Regions from separate parts of the Homo sapiens genome. Here region 1 is linked to region 2. The links are chromatin loops, found by intact Hi-C in ENCODE. Cell type or tissue: endothelial cell of umbilical vein. All regions are shown on one strand. Links, peaks and the distances in the headings refer to the core of each region. The heading gives the core; the rest is flanking DNA. Region 1 has its middle 42 kb from the start of YPEL2. Region 2 overlaps LINC01476 (long intergenic non-protein coding RNA 1476).

Region 1 (15,002 bases), core at 7,303-11,302, 140 kb after region 2:
CGTACAAACTTTTTGTTACTATTGATAACACAGAGAAACAAGCAGGAATCACTCCTCCAAACCTCAATTCTGTAACATCCAGTTTAGCAACTATTCCATGTGACAAGGCTTTGCCAACCTTTAACCTACTTCTACCTGTAACCAAAAAGTCATTTCTACTGGAGGAATGCCAGTTTACAATGATAAGTGACAAAGAGTGGCTGTGTTTACAAATCTCCCCCAAGGGCTCTACACATTTCACAAATCTCCTATGGCCAGTTACTTACCTCAAAAACAAAGCCATTTCAAAAGCAGGTAATTAAGAGGTGTGAAAGAAGCAAGAGAATCTAGGGCAGAAAAGCTAAAACCTTCTCACATGAAAACAGCACAAAGCTATCTTGCAATTCTTAGTTAAGGTAAATAGAGCTCCGGGTCTTTCAAAAGCGCTCAGAAATAATCCAGACAGGAAACAAAAGTACTCCTCTTGCTCCCAGAGCAAGGCTACCGGAATTGCTTAGGGCATTCACAGAATGATATGATCTTGGTCAATAAAACGTTCAAGATGAATATTAAATTTGCACAACAAATTTACTGTTTTACTTTCTTGGATAATTATCTGAAAGGCTTATGAGTCAGTTTTCCTATAGCTGCTCTAATTATGGGGATGAGGAGCATGTTACAATTTGTGTTACTCTACTCTGAAAAAGTAGAATTCAAAAACTTTCCAGTGGCGGGGTGTGGTGGCTCACGCCTGTAATCCTAGCACTTTGGGAGGCTGAGGCGAGCGAATCACTTGAGGTCAGGAGTTCGAAACCAGCCTGGCCAACATGGTGAAACCCCGTCTCTACCAAAAATGCCAAAAAAATTATCCAGAAATCGCTTGAACTCCAGAGGTGGAGGTTGCAGTGAGCCAAGATTGCACCACTGCACTCCAGCCCGAGCAACAGAGCAAGGCTGTCTAAAAAAAAACAAAAACAAAAACATAACAAACAAAAAAACTTTCCAGTGACTGAATGTGGATAATCATCAGTAAGCTATATTAGAAATGGAAGCATGAGGAAATGGCATCTTTTATTGGCTTCTTCTGGTGACAATAATGGCCCACATCTTCAAGTTACCGGCAAGAAATGAGGGCGGAATTTGAGATTGCAACATGTTCACCAGTGCAAAGGTAATTTGATCATTCACATGAGGATTAAATCCACAGCCTTGGCCTCATCACCAGATCCTGATTAACTGAACTAACCAGTCCTTTGTAGCAGGGACTGTCAAACTATGGTTCACAGGCCAAATCCAACCTGTTTGTAAGAATGGATGTTATATTTTTTAGATGGTTAGAAAAAATCAAAAGAAGAATAATATTTTGTGACACATGAAAAGTACATGAAATGCAAATATATATTGGAACACAGCCCCACTTATCTATTTAGGCAAGATCTATGGTTGCTCTTGTACTGTAACAGCAGAGTTCAGTAGTTGTGACAAAGACCCTATAGCCTGCAAGACCTGATACATTTGCTGTCTAGCCCTTTACAGAAAAAGCCAATTCCCAGCTCAAGGCTCGGCTCAGTGGCTCACGCCTATAATCCCAACACTTTGGGAGGCCGAGGTGGGAGGATAGCTTGAGCTCTGGAGTTCGAGGCAAGCCTAGGCAACATAATGGGACCTCCTCTCTAATATTTCCATCTCAATATTATAAATACTACACTGATGTATAAAAGGCAGAAATAACAGTTGAAAGAACTTATATTTCCAAAATGCAGTTAAGTACACATCCTGGAAATGGAAAAGCACAGAGACTAAATGGTTAATGTTGCCTGTGTATAGCTTTTACCTTCAGCACTTGGCATTTATTCTTTCCAGGCAAGAGAAAGGAGAATGATTGCTTTTCCAAAAAAGAAAGGAGTACTAATCCGTTTAATCAATTAAAATCAGATGCCATTCAAGTTTTCTGCTCTTAGATTGTTCTTTTCTGTGGGGAGTTAATAAAAAAGAGTGCTGAGGCCAGGCGTGGTGGCTCATGCCTGTAATCCCAGCACTTTGGGAAGCCAAGGCGGGCGGATCACTTGAGGTCACGAGTTTGAGACCAGCCTGGCCAACATGGTGAAACCCCATCTCTACTAAAAATACAAAAATTAGCCAGGCGTGGTGGCACATGCCTGTAACTTAGGAGGCTGAGCATGAGAATCGCTTGAAGCTGGGAAGCAGAGGTTGCAGTGAGCCGAGATCATGCCACTGCACTCCAGCCTGTGCAATAAAGTGAGTCTCCGTCTCGAAAAAAAAAAAGCGTGCTGAGTCAGATAAAATACAATGGTGGTTTAGTCAACCTGCACACAAGTTGGATTAAAATTTCAGAATGGACTTTCAGAACAGGAACCTTGTCTGCCTTTTTCACTACTTTATCCATAGAACCTAGCACATTGTAAACACTAAAATATATAGATATTTTAGGAGACGGGGTTCCGCTATGTTGCCCAAGCAAGTCTGAAACTCCTGGGCTCAAGCAGTCCTCCCACATCAACTTCCCAAAGTGCTGGGATTACAGGTGTAAGCCACCATGCCCGACCTCAGATAATTTTTTTTTTTAATTGGGAGAGAGTCTCACCCTGTCGCCCAGGCTGGAGTGCAGTGGCTTGATCCTGGCTTACTGCAACCTCCGCCTCCTGGGTTCAAGCAATCCTCATGCCTCAACCTCCGGACTAGCTGGAACTACAGGTGCCCACCACCACACCTGGCTATTTTTTGTATTTTTAGTAGAGACAGGGGTTTCATTAATTTGGTCAGGCTGGTCTCAAACTCCTGACTTTAGATGATTCTCCCGCCTTGGCCTCCCAAAGTGCTGGGATTACAGGCGTGACCCACCGTGCCTGGCCCAAAGACTGCTGATTATATGAGAAGAAAATAAACCAAACCAAACCAAACCAAACCAAACCACAATAAAAACCAGAGTGCTCTTACTCAAAGGAAGCTATTTTCTTTTTCTTTTTCTTTTTTTTTTTTTTTTTGAGACGGAGTCTCACTCTTTCACCCAGGCTGGAGTGTAGTGGCGCGATCTCGGCTCACTGCAAGCTCCGCCCCCCGGGGTTCACGCCATTCTCCTGCCTCAGCCTCCCGCGTAGCTGGGACTACAGGCGCCCACCAGCTCGCCCGGCTAATTTTTTGTATTTTTAGTAGAGACGGGGTTTCACCGTGTTAGCCAGGATGGTCTCGATCAAAGGAGGCTATTTTCTTTTCACCCACTAAACACTGAAGGAAGTTCATAGATTTCTTAGCTATTTCTTCTAATTGCAAATATGGGACTAATTAAATTATCTGAAATATTAACCCTGAAGAATTCTGTTGTTGTTGTCCACCCAAAAAGAGACTTTCCATAACTCAGTTTCTCTTTTCTTGCTCTTTTCCACTTCAAGTTTTAATGAGCATCTGCCATGTGCCTCATATGCATTTTGCCAGGTTGGGAAAGATGGAAATAGAGGTGGATAAGATGAGTTTCTGGCGCTCCAGAAGCTCGGTGTAATAAAAGGTCTTTCTGTACGTCACTGCAGTACCCAAAGGAAAGTGGAATTTATATACCTGCTCTACATATTTTAGACAAACAGAAAAATGTAAGAAATCTCTGCTCTACTGAATAATGCGTACTTCAGTTTTGTGACACAGAAATTTCAACAAAAATACTTTGGAGTTTTATGATATCATTTAAAATCTTTTTAAGATTGTTGCCTAAGTAGTCTCAAGAGAGAAATAGCCAGAACACCACCAGTTCTCAAAAATATCAAGTACAAATGTACTTAACTATCAGAATAAAATTTTCCTTATGTCTAGCATAAAAAGGGAAGGAGATATAGAGAAAGAAATCAGAGCTCCAGGCTCTCTCTAAATTTAGGTACAAAATATTAATCCTTGTTGTATATATCATGAGCTATGTCATCAGAAAACTCCACTCTGTGATTTATTTGATGATCAACCTTGAGCAATTCTTGGAACTCTGAGGCTGTATTTCTCTGTTTATGTATTTATTTATTTATTTGAGACGGAGTTTTGCTCTTGTTGCCCAGCCGGAGTACAATGGTGCCATCTTGACTCACTGCAACCTCTGCCTCCCGGGTTCAAGCGATTCTCCTGCCTCAGCCTCCTGAGTAGTTGGGATTATAGACATGTGCCACCATTCCCGGCTAATTTTTGTATTTTTAATAGAGATGGAGTTTCCCCATGTTGGTCAGGCTGGTCTCGAACTCCTGATCTCAGGTAATCTGCCCACCTCGGCCTCCCAAAGTGCTGGGATTACAGGCGTGAGCCACAGTGTCCAGCCTGCTCTATCTCTTAATGCCTAGAATGAAGAATAAAGTAAGGTAATATATATAATGCCTTGCAAAGTGTAATTGCCCATCAATCCCTTGCAAGTAGGGACTGCATCTTATACTTTATAAAATCTTCAACCTCTAGGACAGTGCCTGGTACACAGAAGACACTTAATGTTGCTTGAAGGAATAATTCACTATATAAATATTAGTTCTTACACAGCTACTTTCAGTATAACTTATGGATTAATAGTAGGTTAGTAACTAAATATAAGATGACAAGTTAGAAACTGTCCTTAGGCCATTAAGCTCTTATTCTAAGTCTTTTCTTCTAAAATATGGCTTTCTGGCCGGGCATGGTGGCTCATGCCTGTAATCCCAGCACTTTGGGAGGCCAAGGCAGGAGGATCACCTGAGGTCAGGAGTTCGAGACCAGCCTGGCCAACATGGTGAAACCCCATCTCTACTAAAAATACAAAAATTAGCCAGGCATGGTGGTGTATGCCTGTAATCCCAGCTATTTGGGAGGCTGAGGGAGGAGAATCACTTGAACCTGGAAGGTGAAGTTTGCAGTGAGCCGAGATCACGCCACTGCACTCCAGCCTCGGCAACAGAGCGAGACTCTGTCTCAAAAAAAAAAACAAAAAAGATTTTCTTGAGGGTAGGGCCCAATTTCAAAGTTTTGTACACATTAGACATTCCATATGTGTTTACTAAACTAATGAAAATTGGATGTGCACATTGAGGGAAAAAGTCACTCCAATATGATACCTTTTATTTTGAAGATGATTTTACTGACAATATCAGTTGGATATTGTGCTTCAGATTTTCTCAACAGTTTACAATGAGCCAGCTGCACCATTTCTCTCTGGTTTCCTGTGAATAATGGCACACGTTTGTGAAGGCAGATTGCCAGAGTTCAGTGATATGGAACAGTTCTTCTCAGCAAGAGGTGACAAATTGTAATGTGGATCAAAGTCATACCAACATCTCATTAACTCAAGGTTCCAATTAATTAAACTGACCAGACTGGCCAGGTGTAGTGGCACATACCTATAATTGCAGCACTTTGGGAGGCCAAGGCAGGAGGATCATTTGAGGCCAGGAGATCAAGACCAGCTTGGGCAACATAGCAAGACCCCCCATCTCTACAAAAAAGAAGAAAAACTAGCTGGGCATGATGGCGTGTGCCTGTAGTCCCAGCTATTCAGGAGGCTGAGGTGGGAGGATCACTTAAGATCAGGAGTTTGAGGCTACAGTGAACTATGCTCATGCCACTGAACTCCAGCCTAGGCAATAGAGTGAGATCTGGTCTCAAAACAAATAAACAAACCAGGCTGTAAAATGGCAAAGATATGGGGCAATTACAGGACTAAGTAAGCCTGGAAGCTCTGAGGAAGAGAAGCAGTAAGTACACATTCTGAAGATTAACTGCCCTCAAAACTTTTGGTATATATATATTTTTTTCTTTTTCATATTTGATTTCCTAGAACTGAAAAAGTTTTGGTTTATAACAAGAGATTTATTTTAGAAGTTTTTCTCACTAACTTGCCTATTTATATTATTTTCCCCTATTACTTTTTTTTTTTTTTTTTTTTTTGACACAGAGTCTCACTCTGTTGCCCAGGCTGGAGAGCAGTGGCGCAATCTCGGCTCGCTGCAGCCTCTGCCTCCTGGGTTCAAGTAATTTTCCTACCTCAGCCTCCAGAGCTGGGATTACACCACCATGCCTGGTTAATTTTTGTATTTTTAGTAGAGACGGGGTTTCACCATGTTGGACAGGCTGGTCTTGAACTCCCTGCCCACCTCGGCCTCCCAAAGTGCTAGGATTACAGGCATGAGCCACCACTCCTGGCCTCCTGTATTATTTTTGGATTGTTCATCAGTTCCTTCTTCACTTTTATGAACTATCAAATGTGCTGCAATATTTTTCCCTGTCTTTTGACTTATGATATTTTTGGACATACAGGAGATTCAAATATTTATAGATTAAGATGTAATTCATACAGGCCGGGCATGGTGGCTCACACCTGTAATCCCAGCACTTTGGAAGGCCGAGGCGGGTGGATCACCTGACGTCAGCAGTTTGAGACTAGCCTGACCAACATGGTGAAACCCCGTCTCTACTAAAAATACAAAATTAACTGGGTGTGGTGGGGCATGCCTGTAGGAGTCCCAGCTACTCTGGAGGCTGAGGCAGGAGAATCGCTTGAACCTGGGAGGCAGAGGTTGCAGTGAGCCAAGATTGAGCCATTGCACACTCCAGCCTGGGCAACAAGAGTGAAACTCCGTCTCAGAAAGGAAAAAAAAAAAAAGATATAATTCATACAACATATGATTCCAGAAGATTGTGGGGAAAAGAAAGAGAGATCAGATTGTTACTGTGTCTGTGTAGAAAGAAGTAGACATAGGAGACTCCATTTTGTTCTGTACTATGAAACATTTTTCTGCCTTGAGATGCTGTTAATCTGTAAACCTACCCCCAACCCTGTGCTTCCTGAAACACGTGCTGTGTTAACTCAGGGTTAAATGGCTGTGCAGGGTGTGCTTTGTTAAACAAATGCTTGAAGGCAGCATGCTCGTTAAGAGTCATCACCACTCCCTAATCTCAAACCACTCCCTAATCTCAAGTACCCAGATACACAAAACACTGCGGAAGGCCGCAGGGACCTCTGCCTAGGAAAGAGACCAGGTATTGTTCAAGGTTTCTCTCCATGTGATAGTCTGAAATATGGCCTCGTGGGAAGGGAAAGACCTGACCATCCCCCAGCCCAACACCCGTAAAGGGTCTGTGCTGAGGAAGATTAGTAAAAGAGGAAGGAACGCCTCTTTGCAGTTGAGATAAGAGGAAGGCTTCTGTCTCCTGCTTGTCCCTGGGCAATGGAATATCTCGGTGAAAAGCCGATTGTATATTCCATTTACCGAGATAGGGGAAAACCGCCTTAGGGCTGGAGGTGGGACATGCTGGCAGTAATACTGCTCCTTAAGGCATTGAGATGTTTATGTATATGCACATCCAAAGCACAGCACTTTTTTCTTTACCTTGTTTATGATGCAGAGACATTTGTTCACGTGTTTACCTTCTGACTTTCTCTCCATTATTATCCTATTATCCTGCCACGCCCGATAATGATCAACAAATACTAAGGGAACTCAGAGGTCTTGGCCTCTGATTACCTTAAGGAAACTGAAGCAGCAACCCTTGATAGCTTTGCTCAACCTCAGGATTAGAGACCTGAAAAATCTAGTGGCCCTAGGCCCCCTCTTTGTACTTGTATCCAAGGGCAAATACAGCTCTTATTTAGTTAAGTCTCAACTAGAAGATCTGGAAGATTTATTTTTGACTCCAGATTATTGGGTTGGACAACATCAGATAGGACTGGGCCAGTATGAGCAGAGCCGTGTTTACAACCTTGCTCTCCTCCCCTGGAGTCAAAGTTCTTTCTCCTCAAAGTGTTTTTCAAAGACTGCTGGTTATTTTATTGATTGATTGATTGATTGACTGATTTTGAGATGGAGTTTCGCTCTGTCGCCCAGGCTGGAGGGCAGTGGCACGATCTCGACTCACTGCAACCTCCGCCTCCTGGGTTCAAGCGATTCTGCTGCCTCAGTGTCCCGAGTAGCTGGGACTACCGGTACACACCACCACACCCGGCTAATTTTTGTATTTTTAGTAGAGACAGGGTTTCACCATGTTGGCCAGGCTGGTCTCAAACTCTTGACCTCAGGTGATCCTCCTGCCTTGGCCTCCCAAAGTGTGAGAATTACAGGTGGGAGCCACCGTGCCTGGCCAATTGAGCGTATTTTTTTTTTTTTTTTGAGACAGAGTCTAGCTCTGTCGCCCAGGTTGGAGTGCAGTGGCATGATCTCGGCTCACTGCAACCTCCACCTCCCAGGTTCAAGCAATTCTCCTGCCTCAGCCTCCCGAGTAGCTGGGATTACAGGTGTGCACCACCACATACGACTAATATTTGTATTTTTAGTAGAGACGGGATTTCACTACGTTGGCCAGGCTGCTCTTGAACTCCCAACCTCAGGTGATCCTCCTGCCTCAACCTCCCAAAGTTCTGGGATTACAGGCATGGGCCACCACACACGGCCATCAGCCTAATTTTTTTTTGAGTCAGAGTCTCGCTCTGTCGGCCAGGCTAGAGTGCAGTGGCACCATCTTGGTTAACTGCAACCTCCGTTTTCCGGTCTCAAGCAATTCTCCTGCCTCAGCCTCCCGAGTAGCTTGGATTACAGGTGTGTGCCACTACGCCGGGCTAATTTTTGTATTTTTAGTAGAGACGGGTTTTCACCATGTTGGCCAGGCTGGTCTCCAACTCTCTAACCTCAAGTGATCCACCCACCTTGGCCTCACAAAGTGCTGGATTACAGGCGTGAGCCACCTTGCCCGGCCTATCAGCCTATTTTTTAAAAGAATTTTTATTGTTTCATTTTCTTGATATTTAAATCTTTGTTCCATTTGAGATTTGTTTTGTTTTGTTTGTAGAGATGGGGTCTCCCTATGTCGCTAAGGCTAGTCTCAAACTGCTAGGCTCAAGCCATCCTCCTGCCTTGGCATCTCAAAGTTCTGGGATTACATGCCTTAGCCACTTCGCCCAACTAGGTGTAGTTTTAATATCAATGTTGGCCGGGCAGGGTGGCTCACGCCTGTAATCCCAGCACTTTGGGAGGCTGAGGAAGGAGGATTGCTTGAGGCCAGGATTTCCAGCCTGGCCAACATTGTGAAACCCTTGTCTCTACTAAAAATACAAAAATTAGCCCAGTGTGGTGACACACACCTGTAATTCCAGCTACTTGGGAGGCTGAGGCATGAGGAGTGCTTGAATCCAGAAAGCAGAGGTTTCAGTGAGCCAAGATTGCACCACTGCACTCCAGCCTGGGAAACAGAGTCTGTCTCAAAAAAAAAAAAAAATATATATATATATATATATGTGTGTGTGTGTGTGTGTGTGTGTGTGTGTAAATATCAGTTGGCCAGTTTACACATAAGTTTATCAAATTTATTTTGACCTTTTTTTTTCTTTTGGGGACAGGATCTCTGTTGCCCAGGCCGGAGTTCAGTGGCACAATCATGACTCACTGTAGATGCCTGGCTAATCAAAAAAAAAAAATTTGTTAAGACCTGGAGTCTCGCTGTGTTGCCCAGGCTGTTATGGAACTCTTGGCCTCGAGCCTTAGCCTCCTAAAGCACTGGGATTACAGGCATGAGCCATAGAGCCTGGCCTGTTTTTGTATTTTTAAAATAGTAGCCATTCTTATAGGTGTGAGTGGTTGTAATAACTTTAAAAAACAAGTTATTTGGGAGAAGTTATTCCAAAAATGAATGAATTTAGAAAACTATAATATTTTCCCTAGGGAAATGTCATACTTCTCAGCTTTCCTCATCTGAGTCAAGAGGTTTCTTTCTTCTAAGAGGATATCATTTATCTTAAGTTTCTGATAGGTTAAATTTGGATTGTTCTTAGTGATCAGTAGGACCAGGTGCATCCTGTTATATTTTGCAAAAGTGCCTAAATGTTTCTTATTTCAGAATCACATGACCTAAAAAATGATGACTGCAGGCATATCCATCAAAAAGGGAAATGAATCAGCCACAGAGGAGAAGGGTGTTGGTTGGGCATGGTGACTCATGCCTCTAATCCCAGCACTTTAGGAGGCCGAGGCAGGAGGATTGCTTGAACCCAGGAGTTTGAGACCAGCCTGGACAACATAGGGAGACCCTGTCTCTACAAAAAAATGCAACAAAAAATTAGCCAAGGCAGGAGGATCACTTGGGCCTGGGAGGTCAAGGTTGCAGTGAGTTATGATGGTGCCACTGCACTCCAACCTGGGTGACAGAGTGAGATCTTGTTTAAAAACATTAAAAATAAAAAAAGAGAAAGAGAAGGGTTAGGAAAGAACTTGTGAAGGATTATATAGTTCATCTGTACTTTCCGCATAAGTAGACACAACTATAGACTCATCATCAGTAAATTTTACTATTTGGCCTCCAAGAGAACAGAAGACAGAAAAGGTGAAATGCCTGTATTTTTAAAAATTCAAATTTCTTTCTTTCATAAATATGATGAAAATGGTTAGAATGAAGAAGTGAAAAAAATTCTCTCCATAACACCATACAGCAGTTGTATTAGACATCAACGTTAATATTAAACATTAAGCATCAAACGTTAGTGTATTTAATCCAAAATCTTACTTGGAAGAGAAAGGAAAACAATCACATGAGAGTTAATTTTCTTTTTTCCTTTTTTTTAAGAGAGTTGCCCAGGCCGGAGTGTAGTGACATGATCATAGCTGACCGCAGCCTCAAACTCCTTGACTCAAGTGATCCTCCTTCCTCAGCCTCCCGAGTAGCTACGACTACAGGTGTGCACCACCATGCCCTGCTAATTAAAAATTTTTTTGTAGAGAGGCTGGGCACGGTGGCTTATGCCTTCAATCCCAGCACTTTGGGAGGCTGAGGCGGGTGGATCACAAGGTCAGGAGTTCGAGACCAGCCTGACCAACACGGTGAAACCCCTTCTCTACTAAAAATACAAAATTAGCCAGGCATGATGGCATGTGCCTGTAGTCCCAGCTACTTGGGAGGCTGAGGCAGGAGAATCACTTGAACCCGGGAGGCAGAGGTTGCAGTGAGCCGAGATTGAGCCACTGCACTCCAGCCTGGGTGACACAGCGAGACTCTGTCTCAAAAAAAAAAAAAAAAAAAAAAAAAAAGTTTTGTAGAGTTGGAGTTTTGCTATGTTGCCCAAGCTGGCCTCGAACTCCTGGCCTTAAGCAGCCCTCCTGCCTCGGCCTCCCAAAGTACTGGGATTATAGGCATAAGCCACTGCATTCAGCCAAATTTTATTTCTTTTACGACACTCTTTCCAAAGTATTATTTAAGAAGTTCAGTGACAAAGGTTACGGAGAAAGAATAGCAGCGCTTGTGTTAAAAACAGCTTTGAACTTGCTCTCTCAAGATTTAGGATTAAAGGCTGGGGACGGTGGCGCACGCCTGTAATCCCAGGACTTTGGGAGGCGGAGGTGGGCAGATCACTTCAGGTCAGGGATTTGAGACAAGCCTGGCCAACATGGTGAAACCCCGTCTCTACTAAAAATACAAAAATTATCCAGGCATGGTGGCAAGCACCTGTAACCCTAGCAACTCAGGAGGCTGAGGCAGGAGAATCACTTGAACCTGGGAGGCGGAGGTTGCAGTGAGCCGAGATTGTGCCACAGCATCCCAGCCTGGGCGACAAGAGCAAAAACTCCGTCTCGAAAAAAAAAAAAAATAGATGGGTTTGAATGCCAGGTTTGTCATCTTACTATCTGTGCAATTTTTCGTGAGTCTCTCAACCCATCTGAGCTTCTATTTCCCCATCTATAAATCAGAAATAATACTACTTATCTCGTAACACTATGGTGAAGATTAAATAAGATGATGAGTGTGATAGCAACCTGGCATACAAAAGGTACTAAATAAAGGTTAACTGAATTCCTTCCTTCAAAGTAGGGTTGAAGTTGTCTAGTCATTTTGTTGAGCCTAAGGTATGCATACTTGGGCTTGGGATGTTTCTCACTTGATCTTAGCCAAAAGGCTGAGAAGTGATGGATAATGTTTCTCAAAATGTGAATTGAATCAGAATGTTTCACATTCCCATTGGAAATCTGTTTCCTTCTCAGTTTTCTCCATCTCAGTAAGTGACCCCACTATTCATCTATCTAGTTGTATAAGCCAAACCAATTCTGAGTGTTGAATGACAAATGTTTAATATTACTTTGTTCTTACCTGGGATTTCTTAATTTCTCAAAAAGGTAGTGGTATAGTTTTCCATCTGTTCCCACAGGCAATGGTTTCAGTTATTCATGGGAATAGTAGCTTGATTCCTATCTCCACAAATGCTATTAATAGTGTTTAAGTAAGGGAACAGTAAGTACATTTGGCATATGGGAATTTTCTGTTTTGTAGCTTTTATTTGGAAAGTTTACTTTCTATAGCATAACATTGCAACTGCCCTTTCTCCCGGCTTTTTACGTTTCTCTCAGCATTGAATGGTGAATGGAAGAAAAATTAGAAAAGTGAGAGTGAGTTGGAAGGTTAAGGAGACCCAACCACATCACTTCTAGCCAGGTGACCCTGTAAATTCCCTTTGAAGGTATCATCTAACTCACAGTTTCATATAAAAAACAGGAAGGTGATAATCTCAACTGCTCTACCAGGTTGTAGTAAGAAACACAGGAATACATGTAAATGTGAAGAAAAATTTAAACTTCACATAAATGTAACATTTACCGTTTTTTAACAATGCCCAAACTTTCAAATTCACTATTCCTCAAATTAATCAGAATTTAAACATTTGAGGCTGGGTGTGGTGGCTCAAGTCTGTAATCCCAGCACTTTGGGAGGCCGAGGTGGGTGGATCACTTGAGGTCGGGAGTTCAAGACCAGCCTGGCCAACATGGTGAAACCCTGTCTCTACTAAAAATACAAAAATTAGCAGGGCATGGTGGTGCATGCCTGTAATTCCACCTACTCGGGAGGCTGAGGCAGGACAATCACTTGAACCTGGGAGGTGGAGGTTGCAGTGAGCCGAGATCATGCCACTGCACTTCAGCCTCGGTGACAGAGTGAGACTCTGTCTCAAAATAAAGAATTTAAACCTTTGAAAAGTTTATTTCCTCCCCCTAGTGATCTAGATTGTTTGTTATCAATACTCTAAATCTCCAAGTAGGTATCCAAGGAAACAAAGAAATACACAACCTCTTTCTGACAATCCCTGGCTACACTAGATTTCTTCTCTCTCCTAGCCCTTCTGTGGTCAGCTGCAAGTGCTGCCTTTTCCCCTTCCCATCTCTGCCTCCTCTCGCACATAACCAATCTCCAGCTCTCTGCTTTGACCCCCATCCCCACCTGTTATGAACTAAATTGTGCCCCCCACGCCCCCCTCCCCCACCAAATTCATATGTGTAAGCCCTGACCCCCAGTGTGACTGTATTTGAAGACTGAGTCTTCAGCAGGTATTAAGGTTAAGTGAAGTCATAAGGGCGGGCCCTAATCCTATAGGACTGATGTCCTATAAGAAGAGTAACAGACCACACTAGTTGGCTTTACTACTTTATCCTCTTTCAAGTGCAAATCATCCCAGTCTTTCTTTTTTTTTTTTTTTTTTTTTGAGATGGAGTTTTGCTCTTTTTGGCCAGGCTGGAGTGCAGATGGCACAATCTTGGCTCACTGCAACCTCCACCTCCAGGTTCAAGCAATTCTCCTGCTTCAGGCTCCCGAGTAGCTGGGATTACAGGCCTGCACCACCACGCCTGACTAATTTTGTATTTTTAGTAGAGATGGGGTTTCACCATTTTGGCCAGGCTGGTCTCGAACTCCTGACCTCAGGTGATCTGCCCGCCTCGGCCTCCCAAAGTGCTGGGATTACAGGCGTGAGCCACGGTGCCTGGCCCATCCCAGTCTTTTATACTTTTCTTCCCATCCTTCCCTGAAGTATGTATAAAAAAGATACCTCTTCCTTCTCTCAGCTCTGGATAACTTAACTAGACCATAAGTACCAAGGGCAGGAAATGTTCAGTATGATTCACAGGTGCTTGGCAAGGCAGGCATTCAGCGAATCTAAGGATTCGTTGAATAAATTACAAGCCACACAGTCTTGAAGCGATCATTGCTCACATGTCCTCTCTCTCCAATATCTCCAATCTCTCCACTAGCTCCTTCTTGTTTTCACACATTTATAAGCCTCCCACATAGAACACAACTCACTTGATACTGCTGCCCTTTCAGATGTCTTGATTTTCTAATTCCTGTGAATAAGTGGCTGATTTTTACTAGCCTCATTTAGTATAATTCAGTCCTCTTGATTCCTTTGCAGTCTCATATCAGTTCCATCAACTATAGAGATAATTGAATCATAGTTACAGAGGCCTCCTTTTGAAACAAATGCAGGCCAGGTGCGGTGGCTCATGCCTGTAAACCCAGCACTTTGGGAGGCCAAGGAGTGTGGATTGCTCAGGAGTTTGAGACCAGCCTGGGCAGCATGGCGAAACCTCATCTCTACAAACAATACAAAAATCAGCCAGGCGTCATGGCGCAAGCCTGTAGTCTCAGCTACTCTAAAGGTTGAAGTGGGAGGGTCGCTTAAGCCTAGGAGGTCAAGGCTGTAGTAAGCCATGAGGATGGCACGGCACTCCAGCCTGGGTGACAGAGAGAAACTCTATCTCAAAAAAAAAAAAACAAAAAAAACGCAGTTATCCCTTTTCTGGCCCTTAATCTCAGTATTCTCTTTTGGGCATTGATGATAATCACCTTCTTTCTTTCTTTTTTTGAGATGGAGTCTTGCTCTGTCGCCCAGGATGGAGTGCAGTCGCACGATCTCAGCTCACTGCAACCTCCTGAGTTCAAGCAATTCTCATGCCACAGCCTCCCAAGAAGCTGGAATTACAGATGTGCACCACCACACCGGCTAATTTTTTGTATTTTCAGTAGAGACCAGGTTTCACCATGTTGGTCAGGCTGGTCTCGAACTCCTGACCTCAAATGATCCACCCACTTCAGCCTCTCAAAGTGCTGGGATTACAGGCTTGAGCCACCGCGCCCAGCCTACCTTTTCTCTTAAATTCTGTTTTCATGGGGTTGAAAACATACTCTCCCTTGCTTCTATTTCTCAGACCACACCTTCTCTCCCTTGAGCATATTCCAAACTTGACTTTCTGGGTCATTCTTTTTCCTAC
Region 2 (15,002 bases), core at 6,274-10,273:
ATGCGCTACCTAGAGTAGTCAAGTTCATAGAGACAAAAAATAGAATGGTGGGCCAGGCGCGGTGGCTCACACCTGTAACCCCAGCACTTTGGGAGGCTGAGGTGGGCAGATCATGAGGTCAGGAGATGGAGACCATCCTGGCTAACATGGTGAAACCCCATCTCTACTAAAAATACAAAAAAATTAGCTGGGCGTGGTGGCGCACACCTATAGTCCCAGCTACTTGGGAGGCTGAGGCAGGAGAATGGCGTGAACCCGGGAGGAGGAGCTTGCAGCAAGCCAAGATCGCGCCACTGCACTCCAGCTTGGGTGACAGAGTGAGACTCCGTCTCAAAAAAAAAAAAAAAAAAAAAGTCGAATGGTTGTTGCCAGGGTCTGGAGGTAGGGGGTGATGGGGAGTTATTGTTTAACGGGTACAGAGTTTCCGTTTGGGAAGATGAAAACACTAGAGGTGATGTAGTGATGAATGCACAACAGTGTGAATGTCTTTAATGCCACTGAACTGCACGCTTAAAAATGGTTAAAATGGTAAATGTATGTTATGCACATTTTGCCACAATAGGAAAAAAAAAAAAGAACGAATCTTTTACTCATCAGCCAGAGAGCAAGTCCTGTATTTAAATGGATCACAACATCGTGGGCTCTGTGGAGATTTCTTAGAAATGTTCAGTAGAGTAGAAAGGGTTTAGCCCCTGATTGAGTTTGCTTTTGGACATAAATTAGTAATCATAGAGGCTGACAAACTGATTACTCATAAATCAGTCACGCAAAACAAAACACAGATTGCAACACAGTACCCTAAGTTTTACCAACTAGGCAGTTTTCCTATCTTGTAGATCAGGACTTTTCAGACTTGAATGTGCATGGGAATCACCCAGGCATCTTGTTTAAAATGCAGATTTGGATTCAGTATGTTTGGGGTGGAGCTTCAGATTTCTGTCTGTACAACCAGTTCCCAGGGGATGCTGATTCTATTGGTCCAGGGACCCAGTTTCAAGTAGCAAGAGTGTAGACCTCTCTGTAATTAAGATTCCTTTCTTTGCTCATTTGGCAAGAAAAAAAAGGTTCCTGTCCACACCTTGGAGGTAACAGCCTCCTCATGAAAATCGAACACAGGCATCTCCAGATTTAGATGGAAGAAAAGTCTGTGGGAGATAGGAATTATTCCTGGGATCCTCTCATTTTGCTACTTACTGCCATCAAAAGTCAGGTTTCAGGGATCAACTCCATCTTTTTCTCCACCCAACCATGGACATACTGTAAATAAATCCCTTGCACTTATTCTCTTTGGGTATAGACCAGATCAGCTGCAATTTCAGAAAGAAAGAGAGAGAGAGAGAGGGAGAGAGAGAGAGGGAGGGAGGGAGGGGAGGAAGGATCAGCTGCAATTTCAGAAAGAAAGGAAGAAAGAAAAAGAAAGGGGGAGAGAGAGAAAAAAAGAAAAAGAAAGGAAGGAAGGAAAAGAGAGAGAGAGAATGGGAAATAAGAAAAATATGAGAAGCAAACGACTTCCTTTGAAGTGCTCTAACATAATCATTCAGCATCTCCTCATTGCTTTTAGGCTCAAGCTCCGAATCCTTAGAAGGGCTTCTGGGGTCTGATGAGGTCCCTGCCCACCCAGCTCATCTCTCACTCTTCCCCTGCTTGTACTCTGTGTTCAGCCATATTGAATTCTTTTCTTTTCTTTTTTTTTTTTTTTTTTTTTTACAGTTGCTGTCTCCTTGATCTGGAAGCTTGTCCCTCCTTGTAACACCTGGCAGGCATTGTCTCTTCTGGAAAGACTTTACGCCACTGCCCTCTTTTGCTGCCCTTTGAGTTGGGTTGTCTTTCTCTGTCTTCATTTGCACACTGTGCTTACCTCTGGCACAGCACTTCTCAGTATATTTCCATTGTATTCCCCTGTCTATGTCCCCCCTGAACTGTGAGCTCCTTGAGGGATGGAAAGATGTCAAAAGGCTGACAAACTCAGTGTCTCGAACATATGAGGTGCTCAACGTTGAAAGAATGGGCAAATGAAAAAGAACTGTAACATTGTGTGACATTTGAAGAAGACATTGCTGGCCCGGCGCAGTGGCTCACGCCTGTAATCCCAGCACTTTGGGAGGCTGAGGCAGGTGGATCACTTGAGGTCAGGAGTTTGAGACTAGCCTGGCCAACATAGCAAAAACCCGTGTCTACTAAAAATACAGAAAATTATTGCTTGAACCTGGGAGGCAGAGGTTGCAGTGAGCCAAGGTCACTGCACTCCAGTCTGGGCAACAGAATGGAAGGAGTAAGAAAGAGGAGGAGGAGGAGGAGGAGGAAGGAGAAGAAGAAGAAGGAGGAGAGGGGAAAGGAGGAGGGAGGGGGGAGGCGGAGGGGAGAAAGGGGAGGAAGAAATTGCTTAGTTCCTAAAACACCATGATGTTGCCCTCAGAATGACTTTTGTAAAGGCCAAACACATTGACACCAATTTCTGTGTTCCAGCAACTGCAACTGAACTCCTCTGTTCTGATAAATTATATTGCCCCAGCTTCCTCATTTTATATTGCTGACCATGTATCTTCTCCTGAAGACCAAATACGAAGAAATACACAAGGTGGTAGTAATAATTTTTAATGGAATTTGAGGAAAGCTAGAATCTCTTTTAATATTGTACTGTTTTTGGCTGGATGCCGTGGCTCAAGCCTGTAATCCCAGCACTTCGGGAGGCCGAGGCGGGTGGCTCACAAGGTCAGAGTTCAAGACCAGCGTGGCCAAGATGGTGAAACCCCATCTCTACTAAAAGTACAAAAATTACAGCACGCCTGTAATCCCAGCTACTTGGGAGGCTGAGGCAGGAGAATCACTTGAACCTGCGGGGCAGAGGTTGCAGTGAGCCAAGATTGTGCCACTGCACTCCAGCCTGGGTGACAGAGCGAGACTCCATCTTGAAAAAAAAATTTTTAAAAATTAAAAATATATATATATATATAGTACTGTTTTTATTGCTAATTTGACCTTTAAATAACACTTTAAAATTGCAGTGTTTCCAGATTTGAGGTCTCTGGGCATCTAGCAGTTACTAGCAGTTTCCAAATTGGTACATCTATATGTCTATCTATAGATCCTGGCACAGATACTGCCTGCTTTATACAAAGTACTGTGCCAGGAGTTCCTACTGTCACAGGCTTTGCTCTTTAATGGGGAAATGTCACAAATGCTACACTAGAATTCTCAGCAGCTCTGACCTACTTGACTGCCTCCTCTTCTTGTCTCCTATGCCTTCTAAGATGTTGGTCTCTGCCAGTTCTCCTAGCTGTTCTCTGGACACCTCTTTTTACTTTCCTTTTCTGGCTCCTCTTTGATCAATTCATTTATGTTAGTGCTCTATAGGGTCTGTGCTGGTGTCTCTTATCTTCTCACTTTCCAGCTGTACTTGGTGGGTGTGTGCCCTTTATGTCCATAGCCTTGGCACCTATTTATTCCCAGCTCAATCACTAGCCTCCAGCTCTCTCATTAACTCTAGGCAGAGATTTCCAACTGCCAGTGGGGCTTGTCCACTTGAATGTCGTGCAGGCATCTTAAACACAGCATGTCATTATCCTGTCTTTATCTTTCCTCCTGTTCTTCTATTCCCTACTGTGGTTAATGGCACCTTTGTTTCCTCAGCTGCATGGACTAGTGACTTCTAAATCATTCTTTTATTTATTTATTTATATTTATTTATTTGAGACAGGGTCTCACTCTGCCACCCAGGCTAGAGTGCAGTGGCTTGGTCATTGTGCACCGCAGCATCAATGTCCTGGGCTCAGGTAATCCTCCCACCTCAGCCTCCTGTGTAGCTGGGACTCCAGGCACGTGCCACTAAGCCTGGCTACTTTTTTGCTTTTTTTTTTTTTTTTTGTAGAAATGAGGTTTAAGCCATGTTTCCCAGGTTGGTCTTGAACTCCTGGGCTCAAAGGACCCACCCACCACAGCCTCCCAAAGTGTTAGGATTATAGGTGTGAGCCACCACACCCAGCTCCAAGTCATTCTTAATGCCTTCTTTCCCTACATAATCTTCCTTCCAAACAATAACCAAGCTTTGTTGATTTAATCTCTCAGTTCTTTCTTGAACCCATTCTGTTCCCTCTTTTTCAGTCATCAAGATGTTATCACTTCTCACCTAGATTAGTGAAATAGCGTTCCTGTTGATTTCTTGGCCTCCAGTCCTTCCCCACTACTACTCTTCCTTCAGACTGCTTCCAGAACGTCTTTCTAAAGCCCAAACTTGATCTTCTCAATCATTTACTTAAAATTCTTCAACAAATCCTTCTGTCTACACAGTTCAAAGCCCATAGCAAGATCTATGAAGCTCTGTGTGACTTACCTTTTAGCCCACTTATGTTTTCAGCCTCCTCTGCTGACACTCTCCCCACATACCCAAAGATCCCCACATACCAAACCACTCAGCATTTCCTCACACACCATTCTGGCTCCTCTTTCAGGGGCTTTCCAGCTACTTTGGAAATCCAGCCTAGGAAACTCCTGTTATTGTCAAGATCCACTCAAATATCACTTCTTTTGTGAAGACTTCACCTCCAAGCACTCAGGGCATATTTCTATTATAGCACCTCTCATGTTAGATAATAATTTTTTTTTTTCTTTTAGAGACCAGGTCTTGCTCTGTCAGGCTAGAATGCAGTGGCACAATCATAGCGTACCATGACTTCCAACTCCTGTCCTCAAGTAATCCTCCCTCCTTGACCTCCCAAAGTGCTGGAATTACATGTGGAAGGCACTGTGCTCAGGCTATAATTATGTTTTTTATGCCTCCTCCCCTCCTAGACTGAGCTACAGAAACCATGTCTCACTCTATTTTGTATCCTGGCCCTTGACACAATATTTAGCACATATCAAGCCTTGCATCAGTGTTCAAGGAGTAACCAAATAATTGAATGAATAAATAACCGACTGTGATACAAGTTAGAATAAGAGCAGTAGGCAAGGTGCAAATAAACTGCTGCTGTAGGGCGTTCAGAGGACTGGGTCACATTTCTTTGAGCAACCAAAAAAGACTTTGTATAATTGATTGCCATCTCTCCACTTAGCCCTATATATTTGTTTATGACTTAACACAAAGTCGGTTCATTCCATCCCAGATATAGCCCACTTCTTCTCCAGCCTCCACCCAAATACTGAAACTAGTTTTCTCTTTTCTGTCTCCTGTGTAATAGTAGATCTTTAGTTCATTTTAGCTTTGCATATAATTTTTATAATCATTTACCTATTTATAAAGGGAGGTCCCTTCTTTATTCTAAAAAGGATTTAAGTGCCTGCCTCATAAACTGATTGTGTGTTTTTATTATAGCTTCTTGTATAGAAGATACCTAAAAAGTGTTTGCTGAATGAAGAAATAAAGGATTGCTCAGGCACCACTGGCACTTTAAGTTGTTCAGCAAGTACTCGTGCCTCTTAAGAACTGGCCAAGGGCCGGGCGTGGTGGTTCATGCCTGTAATCCCAGCATTTTGGGACGCCGAGGCGGGCAGATCACGAAGTCAGGAGTTCGAGACCAGCGTGGCCAACGTGGTGAAACCCCATCTCTACTAAAAATACAAAAACTTAGCCGGGTGTGGTGGCCTGCGCCTGTAGTCCCAGCTACTCGGGAGGCTGAGGCACAAGAATTGCTTGAACCCACGAGGAGGAGCTTGCAGTAAGCCGAGATCGCGCCATTGCACTCCAGCCTGGGCAACAGGGCAAGACTCTGTCCTGAAAGAAAAAAAAAAAAAAAAAAAAAAAGAACTGGCCGAGGTCTTAGCTGGAGCACTCTCTCTACCCTGCATGTTTGACTGCATTTCTGTCCATTTTCAATCCGTTTTGGTTATACGTTTTTTCACACAGGTCTGTTGAACTTAGAACACCGAAGGCCTGTGTATTTTCATGGCTCACAGCTCATGTTGTGTTGACCTGCCCCACTGTGGTTAATGTTTAGCCCCTAAACCACCAGCTGAATGTCCTTAAATCTGAAAGAATAATGAACACACGCCAACAGATAGCTTAGGTTTATTTGGTGACTTGCGCCACATACTTTGCGAATATCATCTCAGTCATCCTTTTAGCATCTCTCTCAGGCACATACTCTCCTCTGTGGTGGCTCATGCCGGTAATCCCAGCCCTTTGGGAGGCCGAGGCGGGCAGATCACTTGAGGCAAGGAGTTCGAGACCAGCCTGGCCAACACGGTGAAACCCCATCTCTACTAAAAATACAAAAATTAGCCGGCTATGGTGGCATGCGCCTGTAATCCCAGCTGCTCGAGAGGCTGAGGCAGGAGAATCATTTGAACCCAGGAGGCAGAGGTTGCAGTGAGCCTAGACTGCACCATTGCACTTCAGCCTGGGTGAGACCCCATCTCAAATCAATCAATCAATCAATCAATCAATCAATCAATAAGGGAAAAGCTATCACACAGCAGAATACAGTCCAAGGGTAACTACTGAAGGGCCAGATCAAGGAGCAAAGTCTATCATGTATCAACCTTTACAGTGTCCCCAAGGGTCAGCTGTGTATAGGGGCCCACACAGAATTTGGAATCCAAATACATCTCTGGATCCCCAGGCCTGTGTTTGACTCGCCAGGTAGTAATGAGATGTCTCCATTTTCTGCAGGCTGAATGATTCCCTCAGAGCAGAAGTATAAGCATATTTATTGTTTTTCCTTCTATCATAAACAGTTATTAGTTGTGGCCCTTTCTCCCTTCCAAATAGGTGCCCAAATTTCTGGAAGTGGAAAGGGCCCAACTTTCCCATATCAGGGGGTGGGCCCCACTGGGCGTGAGCCAATCAGTGTCTTCTGTCCTGTGAGCTCCCGATTTATGCTGGTCTATAACCTGAGATGGCCTTCTCAGGATGGACCTCCAGGGATTGCTGGAACTTGGACTCTTGTCAGCCTGGTAAATGGTATGTCTTAGATCTGCTGCAGCCGTCGTGGAAAACTTGAAGCTGCCAGGAGAGAGGGGTTCCAACATGTGGTGGCTAAAGAATGAATCCAACTCAAAGGAAGCAGAGCCAAGAAATGGATCCATGCTGTTTGAATCTTGGATCAAATTGTGCCTGGATCTCCAGTGAGACAATAAATTCCTGTATTACTCAAGCCTATTTGAGATTGTTTTCTTTCACTTGAAACATTAAACTTTTAAATTGATACACCCTAGTTAAATTATAAACTGTGTGACAGCAGGGACTGTGTCTCTCTCTTTTTTTTCTTTCTTTTTTTTTTGTTTTGAAACAGAGTTTCACTACCGTCACCCAGGCTGGAGTGCAGTGGTGTGATCTTGGCTTACTGCAACCTCCGCCTCCTGGGTTCAAGTGATTCTTGTGCCTCGGCCTCCCAAGTAGCTGGGACCACAGGTGTCTGCCACCATGCCTGGCTAATTTTTTGTATTTTTGGTAGAGATGGGGTTTCACCATGTTGGCTAGGCTGGTCTCAAACTCCTGACCTCAAATGACCAACCAACTTGGCCTCCCAACATGCTGGGATTACAGGCGTGAGCCATTGCGCCCGGCCCAAGACTGTTTCTCTTGATCACTTATGTGTCCCCTGGCACGTGGTAAGGATTCAATAAATAACTTTTGAATGGATGCATTTTAGCTGCAAGGAACACCCATAAACTCTCTTTTACTCAGCTGACAGCTAAGGAATCTGGTGTTATATAAGAAAGTGATGATGTGGATCTATAAGTTGGACCTTACCCCAACACTGGGATTTTTCTAATCACAGGAAATCTTCCAGTAAATATGTTGGGGTCTTTGAGGAGGCCCCAAAATAGCAGTCTGCTCCCTTCTCTGTGAATTTTGAATTGAATCAGAAGATAGCAGCAAGCTAGATGAGGACCAAAAATAACCTTTTCTACTGATAAAGCTGATATTAGAGAACGTGGCTTATATCATCAGACAATCGAGCTTCCCGATACTCAACTTCAGAGTTAGGCAGACTTGGCGGCTCGATGACAGGCAGCTGAGCTGGAATGGGCCTACTCTTCCCACCCCACGGGAGCGAAGCTTGCTCCCAAGAAGAAAAGAGAGGATGATATAAGGCACAGTTCCTCCTTCCAAACTCACCAGTCATATTAAACCACTCCTCCTTCTCAGGGAAGAGGGGGCGGGTGGAGAGAAGCAAGGAGTGTTTGGACTCCTTTCAGAAGAAAGAAAACATCAGGAGTGGAAAGACCCAGTCTCCCTCACACACACACGTGTGATTTGGTCAGGTCATTGATTCTACTTTGTTTTCAATCAAAATGGGTGATATTTCCAAGTGGTGGGATACGTTTGCTGTCTAAAATATAGAATAGCTCACATAGAATAGCTCCATAGAATAACTCACACATCACAATATCAAGCTCCCCAAGGAGTTAGAGATCTTCATTTAAAATTATGCAAAATTCAAAAGAAGAAACAAGAATTCACGACGAAATTACACAATCAGGGGCACTAGGTGGCAATAAGCCTTTTGCTCTCTCACCATGCCCATCAAAGGCATTTCAAGAGCACTGAAAGCTCACACTCTTCCCACGCCGACTGTCAGTTTCTTTCTGGATGATCTCAGAGCCACACAGAGCATTCTTAGTCACTGGGAGAACAGAACCAAAGCTTAACTCCTTGGTGGCACCAGGGGAAATGGCACTTCAAGTTGGATTCCAGGAAATCCAGGGAAACACTTGACATAGGAAGTCTGCGACCACATTCCCAGTTTCCCCAGTGTCAAGGCTGGGGCCATGAGCATTGTTCAAAATACTCAGGCCTGCATTGTGTCTGTCTGCCACATGCTTTTGGTTTTACTCACCAGGGCACTTTTTCCTGTTTCTGTTTTTTGGAATTTTTTGGTTTTGCTTTTTAAGGTAAACATGTACCATCTAGGCTTCAAGAAACTTCCTTGAATAAACATCGTTTGTCGATTTGAAGTTTGATACACAAACTACCAGCTGAATTGGACAATCATAACCCCCCAAATGAGCCAAAATACATTTAAAATTCAACATGGATTTTCCTAAAACTGGTATTGGCTGTTTAATGTGACTGAGCCCGGTGAGAAACAGGATGCCCTGAACTCAGCAGAGATCCCCTCTGTTCTTGCTGCCAAGATAAAGTTTTGCTCTAATCTTTTTTTTTTTTTTTTTGATACGGAGTCTTGCTCTGTTGCCCAGGCTGGAGTGCAGTGGCACGATCTCAGCTCACTGCAACATCCGCCTCCCGGGTTCATGCCATTCTCCTGCCTCAGCCTCCCGAGCAGCTGGGACTACAGGCGCCCACCACCACGCCCAGCTAATTTTTTGTATTTTTAGTAGAGACGGGGTTTCTCCATGTTAGCCAGGATGGTCTCGATCTCCTGACCTCGTGATCCACCCGCCTCAGCCTCCCAAAGTCCTGGGATTACAGGCGTGAGCCACCACGCCCAGCCTGCTCTAATCTTAAGTAGCTTGCTGGTGGACTATTTGCTGGAGGTCACTAAGTAGACTTTGCTGGCCAGTCTTGGGAGAGAACCCAGGCTGACAAAGGAAACCTCGAACACAGCAAGATTGAGACAATATGTTCCCATCCTCTCTTCTCAAATGTAAAGCTATTTTCTCATCTATTACCTGCCCCTATTTTTACCATGAGAAGCTCTCCAATGCCACTTTAGCTATCGATAATTGGCAGTGAGTTTTGCAATTAACAGCTGCCCAGAATCAATTCCAAGGATGCGCAACTGAAACCACTTTTAAAAAGGCAGAGTTGGGGATTACTCAGCTGCCTACCTGACCTCCAATCCTTTTTCTTACCCCATACAAACCATTTGCTGGAAGAATCTGAAACTTGAACCACGTACCTAAATGCCCAGTTCTGGGTATGGGGTAGATATTTGAGAAATACTTCGATTGATTGATGTGTGCCCGGGGGAAGGGTACGGGCAGATCCACAAGGAGTTGCTGTGTAATTCATAGTGAGGAGTGGCTCTCCTGCTGACTCAAGACTCCTTTCTTATTTCAGGCCAAAGACTCCAGGGACAGATTTGGGTTAGAAACCTGGCCTCAGGGAAAAGCAAATGAAGCCTGTTCATTCCCCAGAAGAGAAGCAATAGAGAACTGCTCACCGTGATGGGCGCACCTCAGCTTTGCTAATTTATCGTCCTCATGAACCGCACCAGCAAGGGGCCTTCTATGAGGCCGAACTTCCCACTCACCCGAGCCTGTTGGAGACATGACCCAAGGCTTTGGGGGCTTTCTCGCAGCTTCTGCTTAAATGGAGGCAAGGAGGGAGCCAGTCCTTTCACCATGACCTCTAAATGACTCCAGTGCTGAAGGCTGTGGGGCCTTCGATCACTCGAAAACTAGGAGACATATATTTTTAGACACATGCTGTCATCTGGGCAGCCTTAAGTAGATGTTTTCTCTGTCTTTCCTCAGATCTAGTGGGTTTGCAAGAAACCCTCCCAGGGCAGCAGCCTTAGAGGAAGTGCCTGCTAATGCAAGAAGGAGGGCAAGGGGGACAGCAAGCTGGAGCCTGGAGCTGCTCATGCGCTTGGAATCCTCGGCGGGCGCAGGCGGGGATTTACGGACCTGCCTTTTCCCTCATCATTCCGCAGGAAGCTTCTTTAAATGAGCCTCAGCCCAGCAGCTCTCATGGGGCCTGGTGTTTATAGTGGAGACTGAGATAAAAGAACCGTGGAGATGCCAGCCCTGGATATCGACCCCACGGTCCAGGAATCATCAACTGGGCCCGAGGGCAAATTGTGTTCTGTTTTCTCTGTGCGAAATGCCAGAATGCTCCTGCCTCGAAGAGGTTGACTCTGTTGTCAGCTGTGGGAAAAAACAGCCAGAGTTGCTATTTACACCCTGAACTGCAAGCTGGGTAAAAATAGCGCTAGCAGCTTGGTCCAGCTTCAAACCCCACTGCAGAGAGATTATTTTTGGAAGAGAAGATTTTCCTCCCCACCCACAGATCTGAAAATGGTCACCTCCCCGGAAGAAAGGGGGAGAGATGATCCCACGCAAAGGTGAAACCTACCCCCTTCCCACTTTCCCTGCCCAGGACAGCACATCAAGAGACAGACAAGAAATGCCCTCCCCTGACAGCAGGTCAGGCCCAGCACAGCCCTGCAGCTGACCTAGTTCAAGGTACAGTGAGAATTAATTAACTTTGACTAAGTGAGAGGAGGCAGCTTTCTGAACCTGGATGCTGCACCATCCTGTTGCTTGTTATGGCTAAAGGCAGAAAAAATAATTGATCAAAAGAGTACGCAAGACCCCAAAACAATAGCTCAGAGCCTGAGGGTCAGGAAATTACTCTCCAGCCCTCCCACTCCGGATAGGCCGTGATACGGCTGTACAATGATGAACAAATTCCCAAAAGCTTGGTCTGGTCCTGCTTCTGTGTTGAGAACCCCTGGCAGCTGGGGGCTGAAAATTCTTCCCTCAGCTACTTGCTAGAGCTCAGGACCCGGTGTCTGGAGTTCCAGAACCTCCTTCAGGTTCAGGAAGTGATCCACATGACAATCAGTGGAAGAAAAGTCATTCCTTAATAGCATGCCCTTTATTCTGTAAAAAGATATTTTATAGGTACATCTAAGTATGTGGATTATGCTATCTTAGAACTCTAAAAAGATATACACATGTGGATAGTTCTTATCAGGTAAAACTATATTAAGACTATGTGAAAAACAGCAGAGAAAAATACCAGATCCATGGTGTCATGAAATTGTTCTATAATCTGAAAGCACCCAGGCTGCCCAGAGCTGAAACCAAGAGGTGCTTAATAAGTATTTTTAGGGAGGAAGAGAAAACACCTCCCACATCCTACCTCCATCCAAACCTCCTTCTACGGAGATCCAGGAACCAAAATGAATCTTCCAGTTTGAGAAGACATACCTCGGCATCCCCACCCACCTGATAGAAAGGCGAGAGAATGACATAGCGCTCCCCCAACCTCTCAGCACCCCCTACCCAACACACCAGATCTTCACTACCCTGGCCTCAGTGTGAGCTTTGGGGTAGCAACAAAGTCGGGGACACCTGGGTCTAGGTAGAAGTGGCACAGATGGGCATGTGCCAGGGGCACAAGGGCAGCTCATGCCTGGCTTCTCCTCCGGCGGCAGACAGACTGAGGTTTTAGTCTCGTCATTGTCACCTGCTAGCTGTATGACCAACTCACTTCACCTTTTTGAAATCTGTTTTCCTCGCTAAGAGGGCTGATACCACCCACCTGCTGGGGTTGGTGAGAACGAGCTGAAGCAGCACGTGTGAAGGCTGTTTGGTGGCTGCTGCAGAGTGAGGGCTATTGTGCATCCAGGGGCAGTCCTGTTTCTCCGGGGCATATCCTGGGCCAGATTCGGGGATCTGTCTTACTTCCAGCTACCTGACGATGGGGAGTCTACCAGACGGCTAAAGTCTGAACTCTCTGAGAAATGCATGGCATTGACAGAAATTGCTAAAAATGTCCTTTCTCCACAGTGTGAGGCCCTCCTGCACCCTGCCCTTCATTTACCGTGGCCCTTCACCTGAAATGAAAATGGTCACCTCCAAGGAGCCAGAAACAGAATCTCCCTAATTGGGTGTCTCTGCCAATGGGGGTTGTCCGGCCAGCTAAGGGCTGGCTCAGCACAGGCTTCTCAGCTGAGGGAGGTCACGGAAATGGAGTCCCAGTGCCCCTTTCCAAGTCTCATCTACTCATGACATCGGGAGGGAAGAGTTGCTGCTCTGCTGAGTCATAGCTATTTAAGCTATCAGTACTCCGGGCTCGGAGACTCCCCAAGGACCTGGGAAAGACAGCTCAATATCCCTTTGATCAGGACTGCTTCGGGTTTCTATTTCCAAAGTTGAGAAATCCAGATAATGCTGACTCCTGCCCAGGAACGAAGTGAGCTCAGGTCTCTCTCACTGACCTCCTGCTGAGAATTGTAGGCCAAGGTGGCCGGGCTCTCCCTTCCAGCCTAAGTCAGCTTCCTTCTGAGTCAGCATTCTTCACCTCCCTATTAATAGCCACTGCTTTGGCTGACTCCATGCACAGTATGATTACAGTTTAATAATACGTCTCAAACCAGGAAGCAGTCACCTTCCTGGAGCTGGGCTGTGGAGGGCCCCCAGAGCAGAGGCTCCATCCCAGAAAGCAGAGGCCAGAACAGCTGCAGAGAGGCTGGGGAGACAACGTAATTGGCCTGCAAGACAAGTCACTGCTTTGGGGGTTCTGTCTCACTGAGCTTCCTTTTGTTTAGGGCAGGAGACATGGACACAGGCTAACTTTCATTTTATTCTCACAGATATTCTTGGGCAGGACTGAAAAAGTGTGGCTATCTTATCCAATTATGCAGACCCCTCAGCTCACTGGAACGGCCAGTTCTAGGCCAACCTGGGGTTAGCCCCTTCCAGTGTCACCTTTTCCCTGTCACGACAGTAACACTGTGGCCTACTTAAAGAGGCTCAGGGCCAGGTGCAGTGGCTCACACCTGTAATCCCAGCACTTTGGGAGGCCAAGGTGGGCGGATCACGGATCACCTGAGGTCAGGAGTTCAGGACCAGCCTGGCCAACATGGTGAAACCCCATCATTACAAAAATACAAAAATTAGCTGGGCATGATGGCGGGTGCCTGTAATCCCAGCTACTCGGGAGGCTGAGGTGGGAGAATCACTTGAACCCAGGAGGCAGAGGTTGCAATGAGCCAAGATCGAGCCACTGCACTCCAGCCTGGGCAATACAGTGAGACTCTGTCTCAAAAAAAAAAAAAAGGATCAGATTGTCCAGATGGGATGGGATGCTGAGACCAGATTGAACCCCAGCAAAAAATAAATAATTTTTTTTCACTTCACCCCTCTTCCCTTTCTCTGTTTCTCCCCAGGAAAGGCAAACAAGCTAAACGTGCTTTAGCATTAGATCATACTGAGAAGCAATGAAGTCAGGCCACCCGGTAATTTGTTCCAGACTTCCCATCCCTTGTGGGCCCTGAATGGGCAAAACATACAGGTTTAGGAGCCAGACATCCTGGGTTCAAATTCTCACTTAGCCTCTGAGCTGAGAGGGCTTAGTAAATTTACTCCACTTTTCTGAACCTCCATCTTCTTATGTATATAAAAGGGATAATAATATATCCTGAAATGATTTTAATGCAAATGAAATGAGACAACTTTAAAAAGTATGCCAAGTACTGTGCCTGGAGTATAGTAAGTGATCAATAAACTGTCTTAATTTCTCTTTTCAAAAAATAAAAAATGGGGAAATGTGAGGACAAGCCAAGATCATCCAAACCCCTCACACTGGTGGGAAAACATGACCAGCACCTCTCAGTGTGCAGGCCCATGATGTAAACGTCTGTGGTATGAGGGCCCATGAGAACAAACAGAACGTTGTTTCTCTCCTCTGGATTCATACCATTCAGAAATTCCAAAGAGTGGCACAATCTGGACCGTGACAGGTTCCACTGAAGCCAAAGTGAGGCGTCTCCTGGCTCCATTTATCCTCCCTGTTAACAGTTCTCAGAAGTCTCATAGTTCATAGGCTGGGCGTGGTGGGTCATGCCTGTAATCTCAGCACTTTGGGAGGCCGAGGTGGGCAGATCACCTGAGGTCAGGAGTTCAAGACCAGCTTGGCCAACGTGGCAAAACATCGTCTCTACTAAAAATACAAAAATTAGCCGGGTATGGTAGCAGGCACCTGTAGTCCCAGCTACTGGGGAGGCTGAGGCAGGAGAATCACTTGAACCCGGGAGGTGGAGGTTGCCGTGAGCCAAGATCGCACCACTGCACTCCAGCCTGGGTGACAAAAGGGGACTCTATCTCAAAAAAACAAAAAACAAAAAACAAAAAAGTCCCACAGTTCATAAACAAAGGATGGCACCATGAAAAACACAGGCAAGCCGAGGGTACAGAAGGGCTTCCATGAGGCTGGGTGTTTATCTATATTTCAAGGTCCCCCTTAAAAGAAACAGGTCAGCCAGGCCTTTGGGTGAACCCTGCTATCAGGAAGGCCAAAGGAGAAACAAAATATCATGGGTGCCCTGTTTTTCAACCTGCTGAGAAATAACCTGCCCCCAGACACC

Evidence for each region. Peaks named below come from ENCODE experiments on the same cell type or tissue, not always from the same donor. Only the 100,000 strongest peaks of a DNase experiment are listed, where the experiment ranks them.
Region 1: it touches region 2 in a loop (13-fold over the local background); 1 of 110 quality-filtered maps calls a loop at or near these places.

Annotation. Positions count from the first base shown.
Region 1 is chr17:59,282,542-59,297,543 of GRCh38, reverse strand. No RefSeq gene overlaps it. Among named protein-coding and RNA genes, the nearest start is that of YPEL2, 42 kb to the left of the region's middle. RefSeq lists an enhancer at 6,629-7,476. In endothelial cell of umbilical vein, for the core only: no CTCF peak of the experiment used is centred there; a DNase peak (open chromatin) is centred at 9,793; H3K27ac peaks cover 1,709 bases.
Region 2 is chr17:59,421,230-59,436,231 of GRCh38, reverse strand. It overlaps LINC01476 (long intergenic non-protein coding RNA 1476), which reads left to right. Exons shown (of 3, transcript NR_110813.1): 3 at 5,312-5,363. Among named protein-coding and RNA genes, the nearest start is that of MIR4729, 63 kb to the right of the region's middle. RefSeq lists a silencer at 8,389-8,518. In endothelial cell of umbilical vein, for the core only: no CTCF peak of the experiment used is centred there; DNase peaks (open chromatin) are centred at 8,211 and 8,701; H3K27ac peaks cover 3,110 bases.